Linked DNA regions of Mus musculus: all the other regions are linked to region 1. Evidence: chromatin loops called from intact Hi-C (ENCODE). Cell type or tissue: heart. All regions are shown on one strand. Region 1 overlaps D430042O09Rik (RIKEN cDNA D430042O09 gene). Region 2 holds the start of Gsg1l (GSG1-like). Region 3 overlaps D430042O09Rik (RIKEN cDNA D430042O09 gene). Region 4 overlaps Gsg1l (GSG1-like). Region 5 overlaps Gsg1l (GSG1-like).

Region 1 (5,000 bases):
GCTTCCTTGCTCCCCTTGAACCAGCAAACTTACTTGGCCACATAATACTCCACCAAGCTCAGGCTCAGGAGCCTACCAACACCAGAGTCAAGCTGGTCAGTTCTGCAAGCCTGGGACTCAGGCCCAGGGCAGCCAAGGACCTGGCCAGGGCCTTCACGCTGAGAAGGACAAGGGAGCGCTGGGATTTTACAGTTCAGGTAATCCAACCTGACGCTATTCTCCTGCCAGGAGCTCCAAGCTGACCTGTTCTTACATCACCACCCCCATCTCCATTCCCATTCTCCTTGTGTGGCAATCAGCTTGTCCAAGCCCATGCTGGGAGTGCTCACATGTCTCACTGGCTATTAATTAAAAAAATAAGTGGGGAACAGTTGCTGTTCATTTACTCAGCTCCCTGCTCACAGAACCGTTGCAGATACCGATGCTAATTAACAGAGGGCCCATGCGCGCAGGGAAACGCACCATTTCATGAGTGGCTGATCCGTGGTGACCAGTGCTACAGTTGGGCCCTGAGGGCCTCTAGGAAGCCATAGCACAGAGTTGCTCTTTATTGATGGCATTCACGCACACTGCCAGACCAGACAGCCTCACCAGGAAGGAGGGAGGCTTTAAAAATCAGTCAAGGAGAGCCAGGAATTGAGCCCATTTCGGCCTGAGCACACATGGGGCTGTGTGTGTGTGTGTGTGTGTGTGTGTGTTGGGGTCTTGCTTAACCCCCAGACTGGTACCTTACATAGGTAGTCGCATCCTGCTTTCCCCCGCCAGGCTGGGAATGTCAAGTGACTGGCCAAGTCAGGGGGACTTTGGTACATGCTGTCATACTACACTCGGTGCATACGCTGGCAGCTTAAGCAGCAGACTGATCTTTCTCATAGCTGCAAAGATGGCAAGTCCAAGGTCAAGGTATTGCCTGGCTGATTACTCCTTGCCTTGCAAGTGGCGGCTTCCTCAGTGGGCTTACATACTCAGTCTTTCCTGTGTGTGTTCCTGGGGCTTCAGATTTCCTCCTTTTATAAGGCCCCCAGACAGATGAGAAGGGGGCCCTCCCCAGCAGCCTCATTTGTTTTAATCACCTCTTAAAGGCCCTGACTGCAAACAGTCATACCTTGGGACCTGGCCATTAGGGTTTCAGCAGTGGGGTTTGGGGGAACCCAGGCCACCTGCCATCTTCAGATATTACAGCATGCCCTTGGGCCATGAATACTGCAGAAGGGCAAGAAGTGTATGTTCAGGCAGAATGCAGTCTTTTACAATATCTTTTTTTCATTTGAAGGCCTCATAGTGGGATACTTAGTAAGTATTGGTGGCGCAGTTATTGTATATATCCTTGTTTATTTTTCTGTATGAGGGCTAGAACTCAGGGCATTATGTATTCTAGGCAAGTGCTTTATCCTGAGCCACACCCAACCCAATCCCTATGTTTTACTTATAATTTTAAATACTTATGTTTTATTTACTGTGTGTGTGTGTGTGTGTGTGTGTGTGTGTGTGTGTGTGTGTGTAAGTTAGAGAACATCTTGCAGGTCAGTTCTCCTTTTCTACCATAGGTTTGGGTATCAAACTTGGGTTGTCATATTGGCAGCAACTATCTTTACCCACTGAGCCATCTCTCCAGTGCACTCCACTGTTTTAGACACTACAAATAGGAGCTCTTGCTAGCCTCACAAGAGCCACAGTGGGCAAGTGCTCTGGTTCTCTGCAGAGCCATGGTGGGGACTGAGGCATCATGAGGCTGGATGCTGGATGAAGGCCCTGGTGGGTAGAAACACTAAATTCAGGCTTGCTACCCTTTGGTATTTTCTCTTCAGGAAAAGTGGAAAGCAAGAGTAGATGAGATCGAAGATGCCATCTATGTGACTATGGAAATCCTGTCTAACTGGGGCAATGCATCATGGGTGGGTCTCACAGAAGTCCAGTTCTTTGATCTGAACAACATAAAGCTTTATGTCTCACCTCATGATGTGGACATCCGGAATGCAGTGTTGCCAGGCGAACTGGGGTGCCTTGTCAACAGGGACTTAGTGGTAAGTGATGGGTTACTGGGCTTGGTTCTGCCGTGTATTTTGGTGTGTGTTCTCTGCACCAATGAGGGTGTAGTTTTGGCTTGGGGAGGAATGCTGTCATCAACCCGTTTTTCTCTGGAGCCAAGTGAGGAGGCCTTTAGGAATGGTACCCTCTGAGACACCAGTGTGTTTCTTCCTGAGGTCTTGCCTAAATAGCTGCTCTATATCCTGCTGTGACTACTAAACATAGGCCACTAGGTGTCACTAAGGCCAGTGTCATTGTTTTATAGATAAAGAAACTAAATTGGAGATGGGCATGCAAGTGGCCAGGGTCACACAGAGGAAGCTTGTGGGACCAAGTTCACAAACTGCAGCCTGGTCTACACACTGTGCTCACAGCGCCTCAGGGGGCTTCTTCTTGAACCATGGCTCCATACCCAGCACACTTTGAATATATTTTCCTTTAGATAGTCAATAGAGGTTATTTTTATAAGCAAAGGTATTTTCCCTTGTTTCCATCTTTTGGCTAATTTTTGTGGGTTTTGTTTGTTTGCTTGTTTTTAAGACAAGCTCTTGCTATATTGCCTGGGCTGTCCATGAGCTCACTGTAGAGCCTAGAATAACTGTGAACTAACAGTCCAGTCCTCCTCCCTCTGAGTCCCTAGTTCTGGTGTCATAGGTACAAACCACGATGCTTGCTTCTTCACATCACTGTCAAGCTAGCAGCACATCTAGCTACATGGCCTCCTGTGCTGTGTCAGGCTCCACTCCAGATTACCTTGGAAGAGCCTGTGAACCGGAGAGCAGAGCAGAGCAGGGGAGGGGACAGGTCACAGGTGCTCTTCTGTACCTAAAGCCATGTCACAACCGGATGATGTATTCTCCTGCGCTGGTTGGCTGTTTTTCAACTTGACACAAGCTTGGGAAGAGGAACCTCAATTGAGAAAAATGCCTCCTTCAGTTTGGCCTCTAGGCAAGTCTGTGTGTATCTTGCTTAGTGATTGGTGTGGATGGGCTGGACCCTCCCTTGGGCAAGTAGTCCTAAGCAGTGTAAGAAAGCAGGCTGAGGAGGCCCTGGAGAACACACTGAAGGCCTCTGCTCCAGAGCTCCTGCACTGAGATGGATGATCAGGTCTTGTATATCATTCATATATATATATATATATATATATATATATATATACCCTTTCCTTCCCCAAGTGGGCTTTGATCAGTGTTGTATCAAAGCCACAGAAACCTAACTAGACCCCCCCCCCAATTAATATTGTTTCCTTAAAGTACTGAAAATGAAAAGAGCTGCTTCACACTCGGGCCTTACCTGGGGCCAGGTACAGCTCTGAGTGCTTCTTCTAAGATCTTAATGTCCCTAACTACAGACTGGAGATGCAGACAGACTGAGGTCCAAAGCCAGCTCACAGCCTCTGCCCACAGATGACTCCCTTAGCTTTGACTTGATTTCTTGTCTATCAGGGGAGCATGATACTGCATACCTAGTCAGTGCTGGAAGGGCCATGTAAACATGGACGGGGTGATCACATCAGGCCCTCAGTTAAAGAAGAAGCAGCTATTCTTAAAATCCTCAGCTGTTGCTCCTTCTGTATGATCTTAGAAGACTTACCTGCTATCTATGAGAGTCTGCTTTCTGCTCTCCTTAAAATAGGAGATGGGAGGTAAATTAATCCGTTAAAAACTTTAGATTTTCAGCAGTAGAAACTGAGTTTGGCTCACTTTAGCATATTTTTAAGATTTATTTTTATTTTATGTGTATGAGTATTTGCCTTTTCCCTGTATGTGTACCAAGTGTGTGCAGTGCCTGCACCAGATTCAGTGGAACTAGAGTAAGAGGTGTCCTGAACCACCATGTGGACACTAGGAACCAACCCCAGGTTTCTGCAAGAGCAACAGTGCTCTTAACCGCTCAAATATCTCTGCAGTCCCACTTGAGCATATATTTTTAAAGGACATTTGTTATAGTCAGGCAGCATAGTAGCAGGCATTTGTATTCAAGACGAGGCTGAGGCAGGAGGATCAGGTATTTGAGGCTATTCTTGCAGTACCTTGTCTCTCACTCAAAAATAAAGGAAAAAACAACAAACAAACACCCCAAGGCTTGGGTACCACCTAGTAGTAGTATATTTCTTATCTAGAATGACCTGGGTCCTATGTTCTATCTACAGCTCTACCAGAAAGGAAGGGCAAGAGGAAAGACTGGAGGAAGGGAGGGCAGCCAGGCATGTGATGGCACATGCTTTTAATCCCAGCACTCAGGAGGCAGAGGCAGGCTAATCTTTCAAAGTTAGAGGCCAGCCTGGTCTAGCAGTGGCCATCTGTACTAGAGAGGCTAAGACCCCAGTAGCTGCTTGGTCCATGCAACTGTTTGCCACAGTAGTCCCAGTTGGATACAGAGTGCCTAAAGAATTCCTAGAGGGCCAGGGGTCTTCTTCAGTCCTGCTGGAAGACTGCAGAACCTGTGCTCAGTGAAGGATGGAGGCAGCTTCAGGATATGCACTCATCAGCAAGAGCAATAGTGAGCTAATGAGAGAAGCAGGCAGGATGGCCTGATCCTCAGATTTCATTGTATCTTGGGACCCCACTTTGGGGAGAGTCTTTCTCTTCAGCTAATCCTTCCTAGAAGTACTCTCACAGAAAAATAACAGCAATTAACAGTTGCCTTTTGTCCCTGTGTGGATGGGGCCAACAGTACCCAGTCTGCCCCCTGCTTCCTTCTCCAGTACCCACCTCCATCAGCCCCATATCTCTGCTCACACTGATTCAAATCATCTATGTTTGGATTTCAGCCCAAGTATCACTTTCTCAGCAAGGCTTCCCTGCCTACCGGGTGGGGAACCCTGTCCCTCCTGCCCAGTCACTGTGGTGTCGTTTTTTATTCTCCTCAGAGCCTGTCTCACCAGAACACACACTCCTGTTCCTGGGCTTATCTGCCTCCCCCATTTAACTGATAGGCACTTCTTGTCTGTCCTTGGCCACACCATATCC
Region 2 (5,000 bases), 260 kb after region 1:
AGGGTGCGCGCGCGGGGGACCGGGACGCGCCACCTCCCCGGTCCGGGACCAGCGGGCGCGCGTCCCCGGGGAGCCCCGCGCCAGCACTCACCCGGGCCACCGAGCTCTTCCTCACACGAGTACCAGATGCCAGTGTGGAAACGGCGCAGCTGGAAGCGCTCGTCGCCCGCCTCCCAGCTGTAGGGCGCGCCGGCCGGGCTCGCGGCGACGGGGGCGGCTGTGCTGTTGGCCGTGGCGTTGGCGCCCGAGTTGGGGCAGTTGGCGCCGCCGCCCTGGCCGCAGCCAGGCTTGGGCACCCGTTGCGTGCCCTGGCACCAGTACGTGGTGAGGAAGGCGGTGGTGGCGAAGAGCAGCGCCAGCAGGTTCAAGGCCACGGCCAGGAGCGCTCGGCCGCGGCGGCTCGTCTTCATGCCGCCCGCGCCGCCCGCAGCTCCGCGCGAAGTTGGCAGCGGTGCCCGCGTCAGCGCCCGCCCCGGGGCTCAGGTGCCTGCGGTCGGCGACGGTGTTCGCGGCGCAGGCCCATGGCCCACGGCGGGGACGCGGGGCGACGAGGACGCGGGGCGACTGGGGCCGCAGAGTGGAGCCGACCAGCGCGCCCGGAGCCCGGAGCGCGAGTGCGCTTCGGCGAGCAGCCGCGGGCGCCTGGCAGCGGCCACGGCGCAGGGACGCGCGCCCCTCCGTGGGGAGACACCTGCAGGCGGCCGGCGACACTGTTCAGCGCCCGCCCGCGCGCGGAGAGGGGGCGCGCCACGCTGGGCGCGGGCGGGGGACAGATCCGCGCGGGAGTGGAGAGGGACAAGTGAGAGATCCCAGGCAAGACGCTCCCAAAGGAGCCTCACTCAAGGCAGGAGAAGACCTCTCACCCAGACCCACACAGCCCTGCCAGATAAGTGACAAGGCAGCTTCTGTGGGTCTTTAGACTGTCAGGGGCCTCTGCAAAGGCTGCAAGACCCATCTGGAGCTTAGGAAGGGATGGGGATGCAGAGCCTCAGCGTTTGAAAGGCTTGTCCCTGCTCACCCTTGCTATCTGAGACCAATTCCTATCCACAGGCTCTCTGTCACCACACAGGAGGGCAGAGAGCTTGCAAAGAGGCAGCCTGCACAAGGAAGCGAGCATAGGATGTGACAAACAGGGCTTCTCCACCCAGGCTATCCACACCAGAGACCCAGAACATGACTCAAGAGGCCACAAAAAGAACAGCAAGTCGTGGTCGCCAAAAGGTGGTGTCCTGCAGGTCTGCGAATGCTGAATGCTTAAGACTGGCCGGGCAGGGTTGGTTAACCATCCTGACTTTGCAGTCAGTTAAATCCAGGACTCGACCAGCTGTGTGACTTTGAACAAGACACTTGCTCTCTCTGACCCTCGATTTCTGTATCTATAAAAAGGAAAGAATGTGTTCCAGAGCCAGAGGTGGGGAAGGCATCTGGCACACAGTAGGCACTCAGTAAATGCTGACACTATTAGGAATATCTGGGCCAAGGAGTTGACGAAACTCAGACCTTTTTAGCATCTCTTTCTCAAACTAGGATTGCTCATCTGTGAGCACCCCCAACCCCACCTCTGCTCTAAGATGAAGCTACACCCTTCACTCTTCCCACTGCATGGGGCACAGTGCCTGGATGCCCAGGGTGTGCAACCATTAATTGCACATTGATTGCAGGAGCTAATTTGAATTCTGCCCAAGCCAAGAATGACTCCAGCCACCCCCAGCTTGCCGAGTGGCAGGCTTTGCAGAATTCAAGGTTAACAGATTACGAATTGCCTTACTCCTGTGGGTGAGCCCCACTCACTGCCAGCTGCTGCCACTCTGCCTGGGGGCAGGAGAGACTAAAGCAATGCTGGTGTGAGGACAGCCAGGGGAGCCCTGCACTTGCTTATCAGAGCTTCTTTCTGGCCCCAAACAAGGAGTTTCTAACTATTTTCAGGAGAACTTCTGGATTGCAATGGTGCATTCGAGTATTGGTTAATGTGAATGAACGACCACAAGGAATCTGCTGCCCTCAACAGGCATGCAATATGTATCATCTGAGCCTGTCCACGTTTAAATGCAGCCCTGGGGTGTGCACTGACGTGACACTTCCTTGGCCTTGAGACTCAGTTAGTATTCATGTGGCAAGGCACGTTTCTTTCAAGCTGGGAACCCTGTTCTGGGGCGGGAAGCGGGGAGGAGTTCAAAGCAAGGAGAGCCCAGAGGAAAAGTCTCAGGGACTACTCTTCTTAAGTAACACCCAGAGGAAGCAGAGACCCGCTGTGATATCCTGTCAGGGGTACCCAACCACCTGCTCACTGAGCAGCCACTGTATGCTCAGCTCAGGAAAGAAGAGAGAACATGAGTGACATTAATAAGACCAGCACAGGCTGCCTGTGCAGGGGTGAAGGGCAGGGAGGGGTAGATGTGGGCGGAGCTTGGAGGAAGGTGTCATAGGAAGGTGCATTGGAGCAAAGCCGGGAGACACCAGGAGGCTCTCTGCCAGGGAAAGAAAGTTCCTAGCAGGGGAACCAATGGCCAATGCAAAAACCTGACACCCTGGCGGGTTGGGGGTTGGAGGGAGGGAGCACAGCCTGAACAAGGGACAGCAAGGGAACAGCAGAGGACAGATCACAGAGGTCTGAGTCATGTGGGGCCTGCAGAGGGTCTGGGCAGAGTCCAATGATCTGGAGAAGACCCACTCCAGCTGCTAAGTGAATAAAGATGGCTGCTGATCAGCTAGGGGTAGGTAAGTGACACCAGGGGTTCAGGCAGGATCATCCAAAGGCCAAGAAAGCTCTGGGTTGTTTCTGTTTGCTTGCTTGCTCTAGGCAATGAAACCCAGGGTTGGATGGGACCCAGGGTCATGTCTGCTAGGCAAGTGCTGTACCACAGAGCCGCAACCAGTCCCTCCTGGGGTGATTTGAAAGGCAGACCCAGCATGATTTGTTTAAGGCAAAATGGAACACGGAATGTAAGGAGGTTTTCAGGGGCATCTGCAAGGTCAGGGGCTCATAGAGAAAAATTCAAATTGGGATTGATTTTGTGCTTGCTGAATGTTCTACCAGAGCTGATAGTAGAGACCAGTAGGAGGAGCTACCTTTCAGGTATGCCTTCCTGAAAACCCTCTCAATGTATCAGAAAGCCCTTTGGATACCATGGATATTTTCATACCAAATAATGGCAGAGCTGCATCCAGGCAGGGTGGCACACCCTGTAACCCCAGAAGTTGAGGCAGGAGGATTATGCGTTCCGGGGAATCCTGGGCTACATAATGAACTAACAGTCGTAGCTACATTGACCTTGGTAACAGACAAGGGTTGGGTATGGTTTAAGGAACTAGGAATTTGCACCCAAGACCTTGGTACTCACTTCATCCTACTGACGCAGCCAAGGCCGGCCAATAGGCTCCTGTCCCCAGCCCTCACCTGAGCTGCCCACCTCTGCACCTGCTGCAGAAGGTTCAGCCCCGTCTCACCTCGGCTTGCCCTGCGAACACCACCGGCTTCTGCTCACATCTCTGCTCACATCTCACTGTGGTTGCGGCTCTGTGGTACAGCACATGACAACACCAAACTCCTCTGTGGTCCCTGACTCTGCACATCCATCAAGCTGTTCCCACTGGAATGGCCTTGCCACCTCATCCTGAGTGTCCTTCCTACGATTGACCTCCACTCCTGCTGCCCTAGCAACTGCTGTCGCTCCCTCTCTGACCCCCAGTGTTAGTGAATTAATCTAAACGGTGAGGTTTATCTTCAGACCTGTTTCTCTGATGGGCCTGGGGCCCTCCAGATCCCCTACACTGGCAGCTAGCGGTTCAAATCCGGCCAGAAGCATGTTTGGTTTGGCTTGGATGAAGTTAGTACCATATGCGCCAACATTTCCTCATTGGCCACATTCAAGAATCCAAGATTTGCCATAAAAACGCAGGTTCTCGGCTTCTCTTACAAGATCAATTTACCTTCCAGCACTAGGCCTGCAACTGCGTCTGGCAGAAGTTTGTTGACACCCCTGTAGAGAAGCCAGAGCGACCACAGGGTCTCTACCTTCCCAGCACTTAGGGAGCTTGCCAGGCAACAGGTGCCTTTGAGTGTGAGACTCTCTCTCTCTCTCTCTCTCTCTCTCTCTCTCTCTCTCTCTCTCTCTCGGCGGGGGGGGGGGGGCACCAAGGTTCAAAGGTCAACCTCCAGTGTCATTCCTTAGGAGTGCCCACCTTGGTTTTTGAAACAGGGTCCCTCACTAGGACCTTGGGCTTTGGCTTAGGCTAGGCTGGCTGACCATCTCTGCCTCCTGAGCCCTGAGATCCTAAGTCTGCTCTGCCACGGCTGGGTTTTTAAGTGGGTGCTGATGTTGGGCCCTCACGTTTGTGTGGCAAACACTTTCCCATCTGAGCTACCGTCCCAGCCCTGACTCCCATGTTCAAGTGCAGGACAATGACTGCCCTCGGAAGGGGACGGTGGCTGGGACAGGCTGTGTGTTCAGCTCATGAAACCTCACTGGCTGTACAGCTGGGAATTGTACATTTGTTTTACATAAAAAAAAAATTTACCAGAAAAAATAGTTGCTATTAAAAATGAAAGTGGTACTTTTCAGGAAATACAAACACGCTTTGAAGGGGCATAATCCCCAGGGGACTTGGATTTCCACACTTCCTTGGAGTCAGCTGCTGTAAGCCGCCTCCTTCTAAGCTTCCTCATTCCTAACCCTGCAGAACAGAGCCCCCAAGCCTCTAGGCTCTCCTAATTATAGCAAGTGATTAGGCAGTTGCCAATTACTGGGGAAGTTTTTAAACAATCTCACAGTGTCCAAGCCAAAAGCCTACTTCATTCCCCTGCTCAAGACACCAGCACGGCCATGCTACTTGGGCAGGGTTTTTAGAAGAGGGAGGGGCCCAGAGCTCTGTACAATTAAAGCCTTCCCTCCCAGAGGGCAGAGTCTCCTGGGAGAAAGGAACGGGCCTCATTAGACAGTGATGGGCTGGAACTCCTCCTCCGCTCCGTTGTTTGCGCTGCCCAGTGTAAAATCCAGGCC
Region 3 (5,000 bases), 72 kb before region 1:
GTACTGTCTCTGCCTTTGGGGTTGAGCATCCATTAGGTAAGACCACAGGCAATGAACAGATATTTACAGTGAGACTCACCAGACTGGAAGGAAGGGGTTGGCATAAGACTGGGGTCATAGGGAACAGCCTAGAAGAATTTCTTGGTCAAGCAAGCTCACACCCCCTGCAGAGGGATTCAAGGTAGAGGTGGCAGCAAGGGCAGCAGTTTGGAGACTAGACTTCCCTGAAAAAATAGCCAGAAGGATATATGGCTCATGGGATTTAGTGGGAAGATGGAAACGAAGCCTATGGAGAGTGCTGACAGCACACTGCTGACATTTATCTCTACCTCCACTCTGTAGCCTGATGCCTGGCTATAGGAAAAGCACAGGGAACAGTGGTAGGGTTAATAGGAACCCCTCGCCCATTTCTCCCTGCTTTTGAGGCCTGGTGGTGGCTCCAGGGTGACACCAGCTCAAGCAGCCATGTCTGCTGGGCTAGGAGTGACTAGAATTGTTTTCTGATAGAGCCCCTTATCTGGGAAAGGGTTGGGGTGTAAATAGGCAGGTGGAGACTAAGATTGGAGGCTAGAGAGGGACATTGCCACCTTGCTCATCTTTTTCCCATCAGGTCCAGGGATCATTCCAGCAGGACTGCAAAGCTGCAGCAGGTGAACTATAAAAGTTTCTCTCAGTCATTCTCACAATAATGAAGGGCAGGGATACAAACATAGTATCCTTACTTGGCAGTCGAAGTCTATGTACAGTGCATGCCTGAGTCCCCTCCCTGCAAGCACTGCTGGGAGCTTTAACCTCAACTGCAGGTCCTTATCAACTCAGGACTGGGTACCAGCAGGTCAAGTCTGTCAAACCCTCTAACAGCTTCTTGGCCACCTCAGCCTAAGCCATGGGCTTCCTTGTGAGCTGCCTGGAGGCCTGAGTCTGGCTTTGTCTGATCTGGCCACCTGCTGCCTCCCACTACCTGGTCCACATACCTTCAAGGTCAACTCTATGGTTTATAGGTCATCTCACTTAAAGAGCTCTTCATTTTCAAGAAATATTTTTTTTAATTATTTTACAGTATATGTCTGTGTGAGGGGTTATCCACACAAGTGCAATGCCCTTAGAGACCAGAAGAGGGCATTGGATTCGCCGGTGGTTGTGAACTGCCTAATATGGGTGCTGAGAGTTGATCTTAAGTACTCTGGAAGAGACTATACTGCCACAGAGCCACCTCTCCAGCTTCCACGAAGGCCTTCTTGAACCACTGGCAGAAACAGCACCCCCGCTGGCCAGCGCACCTGCTCACTGCTTCCTTCCCCTGAACTGTGAGCTCCAACTGCTGTTGTTCCGTCCCAATACCTTAGATGCACACCAGACCAACGTAGGTGCTTGAAGAACAGTGAAGGATGCATGGGTTTGTTAATGGGAGTTACCCCACCCTGCATGGGTATGTGTGTGTGAGGTGGGAGGGAGGGAGTCCTGCCTAGAGGGTCCTCAGGTACAGTCCTGTTTAAGCAAGTCTGTATTTACACCTGTGGTTGCCTGCTGTTTATGGGGGGGGGGGGTGCTTATATTTTCCACTTACAGCTCTGATAGAAGTTTCCTTTTAAATTAAACTCACTGAAGGTTTTAAAATTCTCTGTCTTCACCAGACTTGAAAGTAATTTATAATCCATAGGATAATTTTACAAGAGAATTTTTCTGAGAATAAAAAGAAATAAATGTAATTTTTTTCTATCAGATGTGGGTTGAAAAGGATTCTTCAGGTGGCTACAGGGAGGAATTCTTTTTTTTTTTTTTTTCCCATAAAAATACAGTATCCTGAGGCATCGAGTCCAGGGGATTCCAGCCTGGATTCCAGGTCTGCATGGGGACTATAAACCCTGAAGCCACATATGAAATCTCCAGATCTGGTTATCAGGTAGTTGTGGTGCATAGCCAGGAGGGAATGGTAGCCTGAGATATCAAACACTACCCCAAGGTCTCCCTTTATTTAGTTGCCTTGGGGAGTCTTTGTATCCATCTGCCCCAGGGCAGGAAAATCCGTTTGCATTTTGTTGTTTTGTTTCATACTACCTCTAGGGGGCAGTCTCAGCTGCTGCTTTAGGTCTTCATTGTTCTGCTTCTGTTTGCAGCACAGGCATATTGGGTATAGAGGAGTTTTGAGGGAAAGTGTCCATCAGATGGGTTAGCAAATGTGGTTGAAACAGGCTTAGAGTTTTGACATTCAGCTGATATGCACGGAGGAGTCAGCACTCAACACTAGGACATGACAGAATCTCCAGCGACACAGAGATGTTGGACCTGGGTGGGTTGTGAGGTAGAGTTTTACTGTAAGGCACATGTAGTCATCCTTATTGTGGGCATATGAACATTGAGAGCATTTGATCACAAGCTTCAGGGTGCATCTTAGTACTAGTGTACTTGCCTAGTATGTGAGGCCCTACGCTTGGTTACTAGCATCATCAAAAACCAAAAGCAAAGCAATCCAAACCAAAAATCTTCATTAAAGTGTTGCTTAATCCTCTACTGAATGCTCATCAGAACCCTTCCTTCACCATGGCGCAGACTTTGGGAGACCATTAGCTCTTCTGCCATACTGTCTAGATCTCTAGAACTCTACCAGTTAATAGTTACACAGTCCAAACTGGCTTGAATAAAGAAAGGAGCGTAGCTGGGCACGGTGGCCCAGGCCTGGAATGCCAGCTGTCAGAGGCAGAGGTAAAAGGATCAGGGCCAGTCTGAGTCCCAGAGCAAGTTCCAGGTCATTCTGGGCTAGAGCAAGATCCCACCCTGCAAAAAAAAAGGGGGGGGGGAGGAAGAAGAGAAGGGTGCCATGTGCTGTCTTATTAATAAAAATAAAAGCTACCCAAAGTGATAGAGTGGTAACTCCGCCAATGAGGCTAGGAGACAGAATACTTGAAGTTCTGTAAAAATTAGATCTGGTACTGCTCTGGTTTCAGGCGTCCACCGGTAGGTAGGAACTTATCCCCCTGGGTAGAGGGCACCTTACTGTGTGTTATATTTTGAGCCTGGAGCTGGTGGCTTAGAGAGTATGTGAGAGGAGTGGGGCTGTGAAAATCCTCTAAGACCCAAGGCCTGGCCACATCCTCTGAGGCACTTCTGGTCCCCTTTGCTGCTGCATTTATACATTTTATAATGATTATGTGTCTCCCTTTTGGGCCCCAGGTACCTTTGGGCCAGTGCAGGTTGTACACTCTTCCCAGAAGAACCCTTTGCACATCACTTATGGGGATGTTTCCAGAAGCCCCCGCAGGGATCTGATTGGTGTGTGCCTATTGAATGGTTACAGTGCAATGCTCCTGTGGCACAGTGGCAAAGGGTACAATTCACATGGTTCACATGGTACATACTGTAAATGGTACCTGTGCAATGCAGCCATCATGGCAAGTCATCGGTGTATCTACAGGGCTGGCTTCCATTAAGTCTTGGTTATGGGGCAAAATGGCTCAGTAGGTTAAAAGCTTTGCCTCACAAGCCTGGAGTTCAACCCTCTAAACCCACATTAAAAAAAAAAAAATGGATGGAGAGAATCAGCTCTGTTTAGTTGTCCTCTAGACTCCATTCATGTGCTGTGGCATGTGTGCTATACACATTCATTGTGCACACAGACACAATAAGAGATCTAAACCCCTAGTGTGTATGTAAGGGTGCCCCCACACACACACCCATAGCAAGTACCCAGCAAATGTTGGTGGGAAACAGAGGATGAACTTGACCCTTTTTAGACTTTTCATCCCTTTGTTGCTGGCTTAGGTGTTTATCCCTTCACTTCCGAAATAAGGAAGTGGAATGTGGAATGTGCATTAAGATGTCTGCCTTTTGTTTCTGTAACAGAGCACCTGAGACTGGATGGCTTAGAAAGAAAGAAGCTTATGTGGCTCTGGGTTCTAGAGGCTCGGAAGTCCAGGGCATGACAGCAACTTCAGGCAAGGGACACCATAACATTGTGGAAAGTGGAAAGATGAGCAAGCAAGCATGTGGACGCAGGGACAAGCAGAGGGGCCTCCTGGTCCTGTAACAGTCTAGTTTCTCAAAAGTGATCCAGTCTCACAAGAACTCATTCACTCCCGTGATTACTAGCCCATTGTTGGAGCGGTACTAATCCCTTCGCTAGGTGCAACTCTTGTGGACTACACACTTCCCCCCTTCTCCCTCCTCAACACCATTGCGGTGGGAAGCAAATCTCAGCCAGAGTTTTGGAAGGGACAGATCACATCAGAACCTAACAACCTCATGTCTGGAGGCAGCATTGTGATTTGGAGCCAGGCCTGGACTCCAAGACCCAGGCTCAGAGGCAGACTCACAGGCCAGGACTGAGGGAAAGCTGAGCTAGTGGAGAGTCTTGCTTATTCAAGTATGGCTCACAGACTGGTTAGAAATTAATACAGGGCTTCCTAGCCATTCCTGAATCAAACCTTCCTGCCATCACAATCCCCAGGGGACTAGCATTTGAGAAGCAGGGGCTGGGAGAAGTGAGCTGTCTGGATGGCCTTGGTCTATGTGGCATCTGCCTCTTGGTGGGTAAGAACAGATACATTCCAGAAAGGGTCTGAGGGCATCCTGGCACACACTTAGATCTCTTTGAAGTATGTATTTCTTCTAAGAATGCCACCAAATGTTTCCTTCATTCAATACCATAATCTATTAGTGGTCACTTTAATATTTCAAAATGGTTATGTAAATTGCAATGGAGTTGCTGGTGTCTGGGAATAGGCACAGCATGAATTTCCTTGTCTCTTAAGTAGGGCGATAATAACCATCTCAAGAACTGCTACAAACATCAAAAAAGAAGGCTGGGTGGAATAACTCCTCCCAGAGTTGGGATGCTACAAGGATCTCTCCCAGTGTTGAGGTCTCTCCTGTACTTTCCTGCCTGCAGGGAGGTGCCAGACTCAGCCCCAGAGACGCAAGGAACCTCTTGAGGCAGCTCAGGAAACCAGAGAGTTCTACCAGTTTCTAAAGTTTCTTCTAATTTCATAATGACACCCTTTGTT
Region 4 (5,000 bases), 110 kb after region 1:
TACCCATGGACTGGCCAACCAGAGACCACAGGTGGCCATGACAGGCTCCCACTGGAGTATTGTGTGGGGATGGGTTCTCGGAGGGCATGGATTGAGAATAATTGAATTGGAAATGATGGAGGAAGCTCCAGGCTCAGGGTCTCAGAGTAGCAGGCAGGGGAGGGACTGTGCAAAAGGGTAGAGGTCAAAGTGGGAGATGGAGCTTCTGGTCTACCTCCTACTTAGATGATCAGGTAATAGCAGTAGGGTGGGGTGTGTGCATCTGGTGCACGAAAACTCAAGGCCAATCCTAGAAGCCAAACAGAAAGTGTCAAAACAGATGAGAGAGGGTCTTAGAATCCAGTAGCTAGCTGGCAACTGAGATGCTCTACCCAAAGGGTACAGGGGAACGGGAACTTGAGTAAGATTTGAGTTGAATGGTGTTGTGTGCTTTCCTGGGGAGATGGTTTCTAGTTGCCCATTCAGAGGGCATTGACCGACATAAGAAATGGTTTCCACCCAAGTCTGGGTTACTTTCAGGAGTGTGGGTGACTCTTGCACCAATGAGAAGCTCAGACAGCGTGGACAATGACCTTCTGATGCTGCAAGATGACCTCTGTTTCCCTGTCAACCTTCCACCCATCCCCACCCACTTTAACTCTTCCCCCCTCCCCTCAGGCCCTGTGTAATCAGGCCAGGCTTTATGTAAGTGGATGGCAAGAAAGTGGCTGGGACCTCAGGTGAGGCTCTCAGGATCTTCCTCCTCCCATGAGGAAACATGAACAGACCAGATCTTGTAAAGGTCTTCCTCAGATAACAACAGGCTCTGACCTCCATGACAAGCTCCCATTCTCTTCACCACAGAGCAAGGGTGAGTTAAGGTCACTAGCCATGAGTGAGGCTAGGCAGGCAAATGGGGCATCGGAGGCTGGAGGATGGAGGAGATGTGAAGTAGTCTTTCCAGATGTAGAAAAGTGCAGACAAACTGAAAGCATACAGGGTTTTCCAGCAAATTCTTTGGGTCCTGTGCTCATGAGTTAAAGCCAGCCCAGATAAGCGAGGCTAGGAGATGCAAGTGGAGAGAATGGTGGACCTGACCACTCAGGATTTGGCACACGGCATTTCCCAAATCCTGTTTTGTCCCATTGTGGGGGAGGGGAGGGAAAGGGCCGCTCCCTAGTCATCCCCGAGACCTAGCAGATCTGAACCCAGGTGACCCATTCTGAGGTCACACCCTCTGATCTTGAGACTGCCCCTGCACAGGGTGAGGTCTTGGGGCAGTGGCAGCGACCTAGTTTCCAGGCCTTGGCTACTTTGGCTCAGCTCTCTTTGCAGGGCTGAGTATCTTGCATGATTGCCATGCTCCGTTTAATGGCACGGTCGTAGAGGTAGCTGATTAATTAGCTTATAATAAGGTTTGTTATTAAAGATGTTATTAAAGTCTCGGTTATTACAGAGAACACTTGGGGAGCATTCGTGTCTAAATAAATATTCTTGCATACATTGGGAGGTGATCTAGAGCTGCTAGCAATCCCAGGAACCTGAGAACCAAGAAGAGCATTTAGGGACGCACTGGAGCTGGAAGCAGATTCAAGAGGGCAGGACGGGGGCAATGGCAAGCCCTGCTGGGGAACCTGGCGGGACACGCAGCCTGTCACTGAACCTGTACTGTCTGCCTGCTGGCTGCTAGACTTTTCCTTACCTTTCTTTTCTTTTCCTTTCCTTTTTTTTTTTAAATGGGAAATTAACTTTATTCATGGGCAGCCTCGAGTGCATTGCCAGGCAGGTCATCTTGAGATGAGAAAGCTGAGAGGCTACAGATGAAATTAAAATGTTCAAATCACGTGCTTATGGAGTAATGTAATAACGCAGCTGACGAGGGGGGTGGGGAGCAGAGCTGGAGGAGGGGGATGGGGAAAGTGGAGTGCATAGGGACTCCACTATGTGTGTGTGTGTGTGTGTGTGTGTGTCTCTGTGTGTGTGTGTGTGTTTGTGTGTGTGTTGATCTTGGTCTCGGTAACTTCTCCCCTCCACCCTTCCCTGGCTGGACTAATGAGTACCAGCACCAAGCACACACAGGGGTTCTATGGGGTACTGTTGGAGGAACACAGTAGGACTTTACCAATTTACCATCGCTGTGACTAACCTGAAACTTCCATCTGTATTTCATGGCCAAGGGACACTGACTCCCCAGTGTACAGCTGGGTTCACTCCCAGCCTCAGTTTCCCCTTTGTCATACAACCAAATTGATTTGTTAATTGTCCCCTCTGTTCTAAATGGCTCCTACAGCTCAGGGTCAGCCTGGAGAAAAAGCCTGTGACCAATGTCTCCTCCTCTATGGTCTGCCCTGAGCTCAGCCCAGTCTGTCCTGGTCAGCTGTGGACAGAGGGGCAGGACACTGTAGGGAGACTGCTCAGTAGTCTCACCCTTTTCCTTCCTGTCTCCCTTTCACTTTCCTACCCTCCCTCTCCCTCTAGTGCCTCTCCAGTAGCCAAGGCTGCCCTCCAACTCCTGATCCTCTGTCCATCCTCTGCCTCTAAAGTGCTAGGATCTCAGACTGCCATGCCTGGTTTGTTTGTTTGTTTGTTTGTTTGTTTGTAAAAGATGCTTCATAAGGCAAACTCACATGGCAGTGCCCCCCTTCACCCCCCACTCCTTGGCTTTTTCAACACAGACTCTCACTCTCTAGCCCAGGATGGCCTCAGTTACAGGCACGACCCACCCCAATGAGCAGTGTGCATCTTGCTATTCCTCTATACTCCAAGTAAGTATGCTTCAGAGTCCTTGGGGCTGGAAGCACCAGGCCTCTCCGAGCAGGAGGCATGGACTACGGGTGGATGTATGGGCTTGCCTCAAAATGGGATGGGGACGTCTGTGTCAAGGCAGTCAAAACAGGAGGTCCAGGGTTGTAGAGTGAGAAGCCCCTACAGTGGGTACCATCCAAGCTGAGGGTCTGAAAGGAGCAGGGGAGAGGCTAGGTTGCAGCTTCCAGGCAAAGTGGAGCTGAGATGGGGCTTGGGTAGGGCATGCCAGGAGTGAGAGATGCTGGAGGGGAAAATAGGATCCTTCATGGAAAGTTCGAAGCCATCGGGGGTTTGGACTTGATTCTGAGATCCTGTGAGGAAAGCATGGGGAATCATGTTCCTGCTGCAAGATATACTTGGCTTGTTTGTTTGGGTAGTGGTGGAACCCAGAGCTTCATGCATGACCCCACACTCTACCACTGAGCTGCACCCCAAGTCCAGATGTGCTTCTTAGAAGTCTCCTCTGACTGCCTAGTGGGGAAGGGATTAGAAGAAAAAGCAGGCTGGAAGCCAGCGGGGAGGGCTGCTGTCCTCTCTGGGGAGGTGGTCAGTCCCTTTGGGAACTGAGAAGCAGGAGGTGGACCAGACTGCCCTGGCAAGTCTCAGAAGTGGGGTACAGCAACAGGGAGGGTCAGAGCAACCAGAAGTAAATGAGGAGCAACTGGCCAGAGCGAGTAGCCTTCCCTGTTAGAGCCCTGGGAGCTGGGGTGGTTCAGCAGGGTTGTAGAAAAGGCTGCTCTGCACAAATCTGAGATACCCAGATGCCATCCCCATAGGGACCAATGTCTGGGGCAGAGGGGCAGAGGGCCAGAGAGACGGCCCTGCAGACCATCCCCATGCCTGTGCTGGCAGTGTTTAAAGCCGCCCAGACCTATTTTTAAAGAATGAGCTATTTTTAGCCTCTCTGTGGAGAACCCGCAGCCTCTCTTGGTAGCATATTTCAGAGTTGAGAAAGTTCCTTCTTACATATAACCTAAATCTTTCCAGCTCCAATTTGAGCTAATTTCTCGCTCTGCCCTCTGAGGATGAGGGCTCGAGCTGGCTGGCATCTTCTCCAGAGTGTGGCAATTAGTGGGACGCCCTCCACCCAGCCCGCTCAGCAGAGACTGTCGGCTCTCTCTGCCCTTCTCCACAGGTCTAATCTCAGACCACTTGAGTCATTAGCACTGCTCTTGTGTGGATCCTGCCTTTTAAAGTGAAGTGGCCCAAATCGGAGGTGGCATTTAACAGGGACCTTCCAATGTCACGCAGTGGGTTTCCTGGGCTCCCGGCAGCCTGTGCACTCCACCGACCCCCATCCAGCCTGAGGCTATGGAGGAGCTCAGGCTGTGCGGGTGAGGTCCACAGGGGTCCTGGGGGTCTCGGTGACTCAGGGTAAATATGTAGGGGGTGATTTTTAATATTAACAAATATGTCTCTCATCCAGTATCTCCTGGTAGCCCATGCCCTCCTCACTGGGCAGCTAGATATAAAACATTCATGGCCTCGGGGCTCAGCTGCAGGAGAGGCAGAAAACAAGAGGCAAATTGTGGCTTTGGGGATTTCAAAGGCCTGCACCAAGGAAACAGGACAGGCAGAATACATAATCAAACAGCTTTCTCCTCCACCAGGTAAAAGGAGGTAGAGGGATTGCGGAGTGGGGGGGGAGGAAACAGAAGGAAAGGGGGAGAGGGAAGAGAAGAGAAACTAAGACAAGGGAGGAGAAAGATGATGAATGAGAGGAGGAGAGAGAGGAGAGAGGAGGATGGGGCTAAGGAAAAGAGGGGGAGGAGCAAGGAGAAGAAAGAGGGGCACAGAGAGGAGGAGGTGGAGCAAAGGAGGCAATGGGGGAGGGGAAGAGATGACTAGGAGGCAGGAGAGGAGGAGGTGTGGGGAGGGAGTGCCAGAGAGCAGGGGAGAAAAGGATGGGGGCCAAGAGAATGTAGCATTGGTAGAGTCAGGGTTTCCGAAAGGCCTGGCTTCCCTTCAGGTACCTCCATTCCACCCCTCCCACAGTCAACCCCTCAGACACACATTCTCTAGTCAGGACCTCCCGGATCCTGTCTATTCTTGCATGTCTATCCCAGGAACTCACTGGCCAAAGCCATGGATACCAGGTGCCTCCAGGGGAAATGACCTCTGGTCCTTATCTCAAGAACCATGGCCTCAGAATCACTCCCGGGGGCTCTCGAACAGTGTGCAGTTCTAAAAGCATCTCCGGTCCATAGGCTGCAGCC
Region 5 (5,000 bases), 200 kb after region 1:
CTCATAAACATTTTGATATATGCCATCTGACGGTCCTCGGCGCGGCCACCAAGCCCTAAAAGTCAAACTGCACCACCAGTAAAATAGATGACGTTCACTCTTGGGGGCCCTCAGTCCCCATAAAGAAAGCAAGGGAGGTTTGAGCCCTCTAGAAGAGAACAGCCAACCTGCCCACACTGTACACAGACACATGCTACTTATAGAGGGCACCACATGGAAACACCATTGCCGGTGTGCCCCGGGGCACAACCACCAGTACACATGGGTGTTCTGGTGCCTACATGCTCACACTGAATGTATCTGCAGAACTCACCCACCATGCTAAGGAAACGTGCACATAGAATCCTGCTCAGGCAAGCCTACACTGGACTCAAGGTCCTGTCTTAAAAGCCCAGCTCTGAAATTTGGGTGATATAATCTCTCTGGGATGTTTCCCCATCATCAGTGCAGAGGGACAGACCCTTCATCAGGAGGTCGATAGCGGTCTTGGCTGACAACGCTGGACCCTGACAATTAGTATCCAAGCCCCTGGCAACCACCATTCCCGTCTGTGAGAGATGCTGGCTTGCCACAGCGATTCCTACTAATCTCTGGTTGAAGACAGACACAGATCCTGCTGGCTCAACCAAGTGCCTCAGGATCAGACATGTGCACAAACAGGAAATGTCTCCAGGGAACCTGAAGAGGCAGAGGAAACAGTCTCTCCCTGCAGCTGGACACTCGCTCCTTCCTGCCTACAGAAGGGCACTGAGTTTCTTGTCCCTTGTCCCTCAGTCTCCCCAAGGTGGCTTGCTGGAACTTTCTAAGGTAATGACAGGTCTATGAGGTAGGACCATGACCCAGCCAAGGCACTCTTCCTCCACTGGCCTCCTCACTTTGTCCTCTGCACCCAGAGACAGACAGTGCTATGTGACAGGAAGCCTCATAGGTACAAGAGAGAAACCCCAGGCTCTGACAAGCCACCAGGGTAGGGCAGGTCCCCAGGGAGGGCAGAGCTAACTACTTACCTTTCTCTGACGCTGGAGCCAGGTCAATGAAGCTGCGACATTTCTCACCTGGGGAAAGAAAAAAAAAGGTTTCAGAGTGAGAAAACACAACTTCCCAGTTTGCCTGTCCCCCTCCAAGAGACCCAGAAGTAACACTGCCCCCAACCTGACCCACAAGGCATCTTCCTTAGCTGTGATTCCAAGCAGCCCTGTTTTATGCCAGGAGCTTGGGGTCGGGGGGGACCAGCTCCCATCCCTGGCCAAGTCAGAGGCCTGAGCTCCTCTGCCTTCTGTCCTGCCTTTCCTTCTAACCTCCACCCCTACCAGGCTGTGCCTCCTATTCTCTTCTGTCCTTTCTGTATGCTGACCACATGAAGCGCACACACTGATCATGTGAAGCACAAGTGTGTATGCACACACACACACACACACACACACACACACACACACCTTTGATATCTCATTTTAAAAAAAAGTGGACCCAGGGAGACACTGGCCTGTCCAGGCTCTCCACACCCTTTCTGACTCCGTCACTCTCGTCTGTCTGGAGCCTCCATAGTCCTCAGACAATGTTCCCTGAAGTTCTTCTAGCTCCTGAGCTTCCTGGAAGCCACATGACAATGACAAGGCCAGGAATGCAGTGGTGGCAGAGGGGATAAGGAAGGCAAGGCCTGGTCACATTGGGTCTTGAACGTCCTTCCAGAAATTTCTCTCTTCTCTAATTTGTGTCACTCCTGCCCCCAATGCATCAGGCCACACACAGGCAGGTAGACACCATGGCCGTGGCTCAGGCAGGCTTGCTTTCACCCCTGTGCTTTGCACTGGGAGGCTCGACCCTTAGCTCCCTTTACAGATGAAGACCACGAGGCTCTGAGATGCTGAGCCACAAGCCTGGGTCAAACAGCCAAACAGCGCTGCTGAGATTATCATCAACATTATAAAGAGAGATGTGTTGACAAGCAAGAACATTCTGGAAGGGAGCGATAAGAAGAAAGGGCTGGCCTGGTGGCAGAGCAACAAGCAGGCATAAGGACCTGGGCTCAAGTTCAATGACACTGCCCCTCGAGAAGGAAAATTGAATTTTTTTGTTAGATTTTGAGTAAATTGTTTTAAACTTTCTTTAATGATATATTTCCCCCAAAGCTGTAGGGAGGTAAGTGGGATGTTCAAACTCAGGCCAGACCTGCAGCATACAGATTAGATCCCAGGTTCTTTGTTTGTTTCATGACCTCCTTCCTACATAGAAAAGAAAACTAAGGACGGAAATCATGTCACCCAGCTATAGTGACAGATGCCTGTAGTCCCAGCAGGAGGCTGAGGTAGGAAGATCATGACTCTGAAGACAGCCCAAGCTGCACAGTGAGACCCTAACTAGGATGCTCCCTCCTAGTTATACATCCTAGTTAGGATTAATACTGCTATGATTAACACCATGACCAAAAACAGCCTGGGGAGGAAAGGGTTTATCACATTTGCCCTTCCATATCATATTCCACCATCAAAAGCTGTCAGAGCAGGAACTCAAGCAGGGCGGGAACCTGGAGGCAGGAGCTGGTGTAAAGCCACGGAGGTGTGCTGCTTACTGGCTTGCTGCCCTTGGCTTTCTCAGCCTGCTTATAGAACCTAGGACCATCAGCTCAGGGGTGGCACCAATTACGATGGGCTGGATGCTCCAACATTAAACACTGTAGTGGTTTAAATACGAATGTCCCCCAAAGGCCCACAGGGAGTGACACTATTAGGAAATGTGGCCTTGTTGGAGGAGGTATGTCACTGGGAGGTGAGCTTTGAGGTTTCAGAAGCTCAAGCCAGGCCTAGTGGCTAATTGTCCTTTCCTGCTGCCTGAGGATCCAGATATAGAGCTCTCAGATCCCTCTCCAGCCCCATGTCTGCCTGCACACCACCATGCTTCCCGTTATGATGATAATGGACTAAACCTCTGAACTGTAAGCCAGCCCCAGTTAAATATAAGAGTTGCTGTGGTCATGGGGTCTCTTCACATCAATAAAACCCTAATACAATCACTAATCAAGAAAACGTAGGCTTATCTACAGCACAGTCTTATGGAGGCACTTTCTCAATTGAAGTTCCCTCCTCTCAGATGACTCTAGCTTGTATCCAGTTGACATGAAACTAGCCAGCACAGTCTGAAAATGTTGTATTTTACAACCTTATTGGTATAAAGATGAGTGTGTTAAGCATCAAGCACTTTACCCATTTCAGAGTTTAACCTTTTTTCCTGATTTTAAAAGAAATTAAAACATCTGCATGGCCTATGAGAATGTGGTGGCCCTTGGTTCTCCCCTGGTTCTGAAGAGGGCAGGCTCCCAGCACCAGCTCTGGTTCCAGTTCCAGGACATATTTAAGGATTACACACCAGGGGTTTGCTGTCTCTTCCCTTTAAACAATGTTTGCTGAAGGTATAATTCATGTGGCCCGGGATTCACTGTTTTAAGGCAAGTTAACATTTTCCCATGTACCCCAGTACTGTCACAAGTCTCGGCAACAATCCCCATGATTGAGTTTATACATTTTCATTGTCCCAAAAAGAAACCCTGTACCTATGAGAAGCCCACCCCCTTCTCCACCCCTCCCATCCCTAGGCTATGACAAGTCTATTTTCTGCCTCCAGTTGTGGCCTTCTGTGACTGGCTTCTCTCTCTCTCTCTCTCTCTCTCTCTCTCTCTCTCTCTCTCTCTCTCTCTCTCTCTCTCTTTCAGTATCATGGCTCTAAGATGTCTGCAGTATACAGTATATCACCACTCCAATGATTTTTTTTGTTTGGTTTTTTTTTTTTTTTCAGTATAAAGAATCACATCTCTTTATTTTGCTTTCTGCAGCTTCAGTGACATGTGGTCAGCCACAGTCTCAAAGTAATAAATGGAAAATTCTACAAATAAAAAACTCACCCCACACCTCATCCCTTTGAGTGATGAAGTCACACATCTACAGTGTCTCTTGTCTGTTCCTCTGTAGCCTCTTTGCTATCTGATGAGCATCATGGTGTCACAATGATTGTATCTGGGTGACCCTCATGTTACTCAACGAGAGCCCCAAGTGTAAGATTAAAGGTGCAGAAGATGTGGAGGGACAGATAGCTCACGGACTGTGGGCAGTGCTTCAGGGCCAGGAGGGAGACTGGCTCACATGTGGCCATGCTCTGTGGGAGGGTCCCAGCTCCACTGTGTCTTGGACCACATGCCCTGAAGATACGGCAGATAGCGCTGGTGCTGCACTTCAGCAATCCACTCTCTGTTCGTGGTATTCAGATGTGTGTCCCTTCTGAGGACATTTGCCAGTGTTCATGGACAAGTTTTTTCAGACACGTTCTTGTTTCTCTGGGGCATTCTCTGGGAATAAAAATGTGGGTCATGACCTCCTAAGCAGCTGGGCCATCCTTCCTCCCACCCACAGTGGTAAAATCTAAAATTTCCCAACTTGAAGTTATCTGAACTACTGAGAGATACCTAAATAGATATAAAGAAGCAGATTCTAGGTATAGAAAGATAGATGACACATACATAGCTGATATATGGATGGCAGACCAATAGGTGATAGGTATAGATAAGTGATAGATATATGATAGATACATACATGATAGAAGCATATGATGTAATAAAGAGCTCACACTATAATGAAGACCCACTTATTGCATATTCATCCTGCGTGGTTTGAGATGATACCTAAGAAGGCTTGCCTAACTTGTCTCATGGTGATTCACCTCTTCAGTCTCTTGTACCTTTCACACTGAGCTAGGATTGACCTCATGTCTGTGTATGAAGGGGTCTGCTTGGGCATACGGGTTCCCAGCCATACCTGTACCCCTCCTGAAGATGGCTTCTCAACACTGGGTCCTCTCTTTCACAGTGTCAGTTCAGGCTTCACCTCACCGCCCCCCCCCCCCGTTTGTATGCAGCTTCTCTATGAGACTGCCATTATTACAGCCCCATATTGTCTATGTAGCTTTGTAGCATGTTTTGAAACTAGAAATTCTGGGTTTAGAACTTGTTTTGA

What was found. Peaks named below come from ENCODE experiments on the same cell type or tissue, not always from the same donor. Only the 100,000 strongest peaks of a DNase experiment are listed, where the experiment ranks them.
Region 2: it touches region 1 in a loop (8-fold over the local background); 15 of 42 quality-filtered maps call a loop at or near these places.
Region 3: a loop joins it to region 1, with 2.2 times the contacts of the local background. A loop is called at or near these places in 2 of 42 quality-filtered maps.
Region 4: it touches region 1 in a loop (2.3-fold over the local background); 2 of 42 quality-filtered maps call a loop at or near these places.
Region 5: it touches region 1 in a loop (2.0-fold over the local background); 2 of 42 quality-filtered maps call a loop at or near these places.

The regions. Positions count from the first base shown.
Region 1 is chr7:125,818,160-125,823,159 of GRCm38, forward strand. D430042O09Rik (RIKEN cDNA D430042O09 gene) reads left to right here. Exons shown (of 28, transcript NM_001081022.2): 13 at 1,809-2,024. Among named protein-coding and RNA genes, the nearest start is that of D430042O09Rik, 110 kb to the left of the region's middle. In heart, a CTCF peak has its summit at 2,256 (motif pointing right); no DNase peak of the experiment used is centred here; H3K27ac peaks cover 1,872 bases.
Region 2 is chr7:126,081,769-126,086,768 of GRCm38, forward strand. Gsg1l (GSG1-like) reads right to left here and starts at 643. Exons shown (of 7, transcript NM_001101488.1): 1 at 92-643. The coding sequence starts at 410. In heart, CTCF peaks have their summits at 701 and 2,004 (motif pointing left); no DNase peak of the experiment used is centred here; H3K4me3 peaks cover 1,334 bases; H3K27ac peaks cover 1,546 bases; H3K27me3 peaks cover 3,813 bases.
Region 3 is chr7:125,746,316-125,751,315 of GRCm38, forward strand. The region is part of intron 2 of D430042O09Rik (RIKEN cDNA D430042O09 gene); the gene reads left to right. Among named protein-coding and RNA genes, the nearest start is that of D430042O09Rik, 41 kb to the left of the region's middle. In heart, CTCF peaks have their summits at 1,103 (motif pointing right) and 2,058 (motif pointing right); no DNase peak of the experiment used is centred here; H3K27ac peaks cover 1,180 bases.
Region 4 is chr7:125,929,917-125,934,916 of GRCm38, forward strand. The region is part of intron 3 of Gsg1l (GSG1-like); the gene reads right to left. Among named protein-coding and RNA genes, the nearest start is that of Gm51456, 20 kb to the right of the region's middle. In heart, no CTCF peak of the experiment used is centred here; no DNase peak of the experiment used is centred here; H3K4me3 peaks cover 1,392 bases; H3K27ac peaks cover 3,064 bases.
Region 5 is chr7:126,019,617-126,024,616 of GRCm38, forward strand. It overlaps Gsg1l (GSG1-like), which reads right to left. Exons shown (of 7, transcript NM_001101488.1): 2 at 1,008-1,055. Among named protein-coding and RNA genes, the nearest start is that of Gsg1l, 60 kb to the right of the region's middle. In heart, no CTCF peak of the experiment used is centred here; no DNase peak of the experiment used is centred here; H3K27ac peaks cover 754 bases.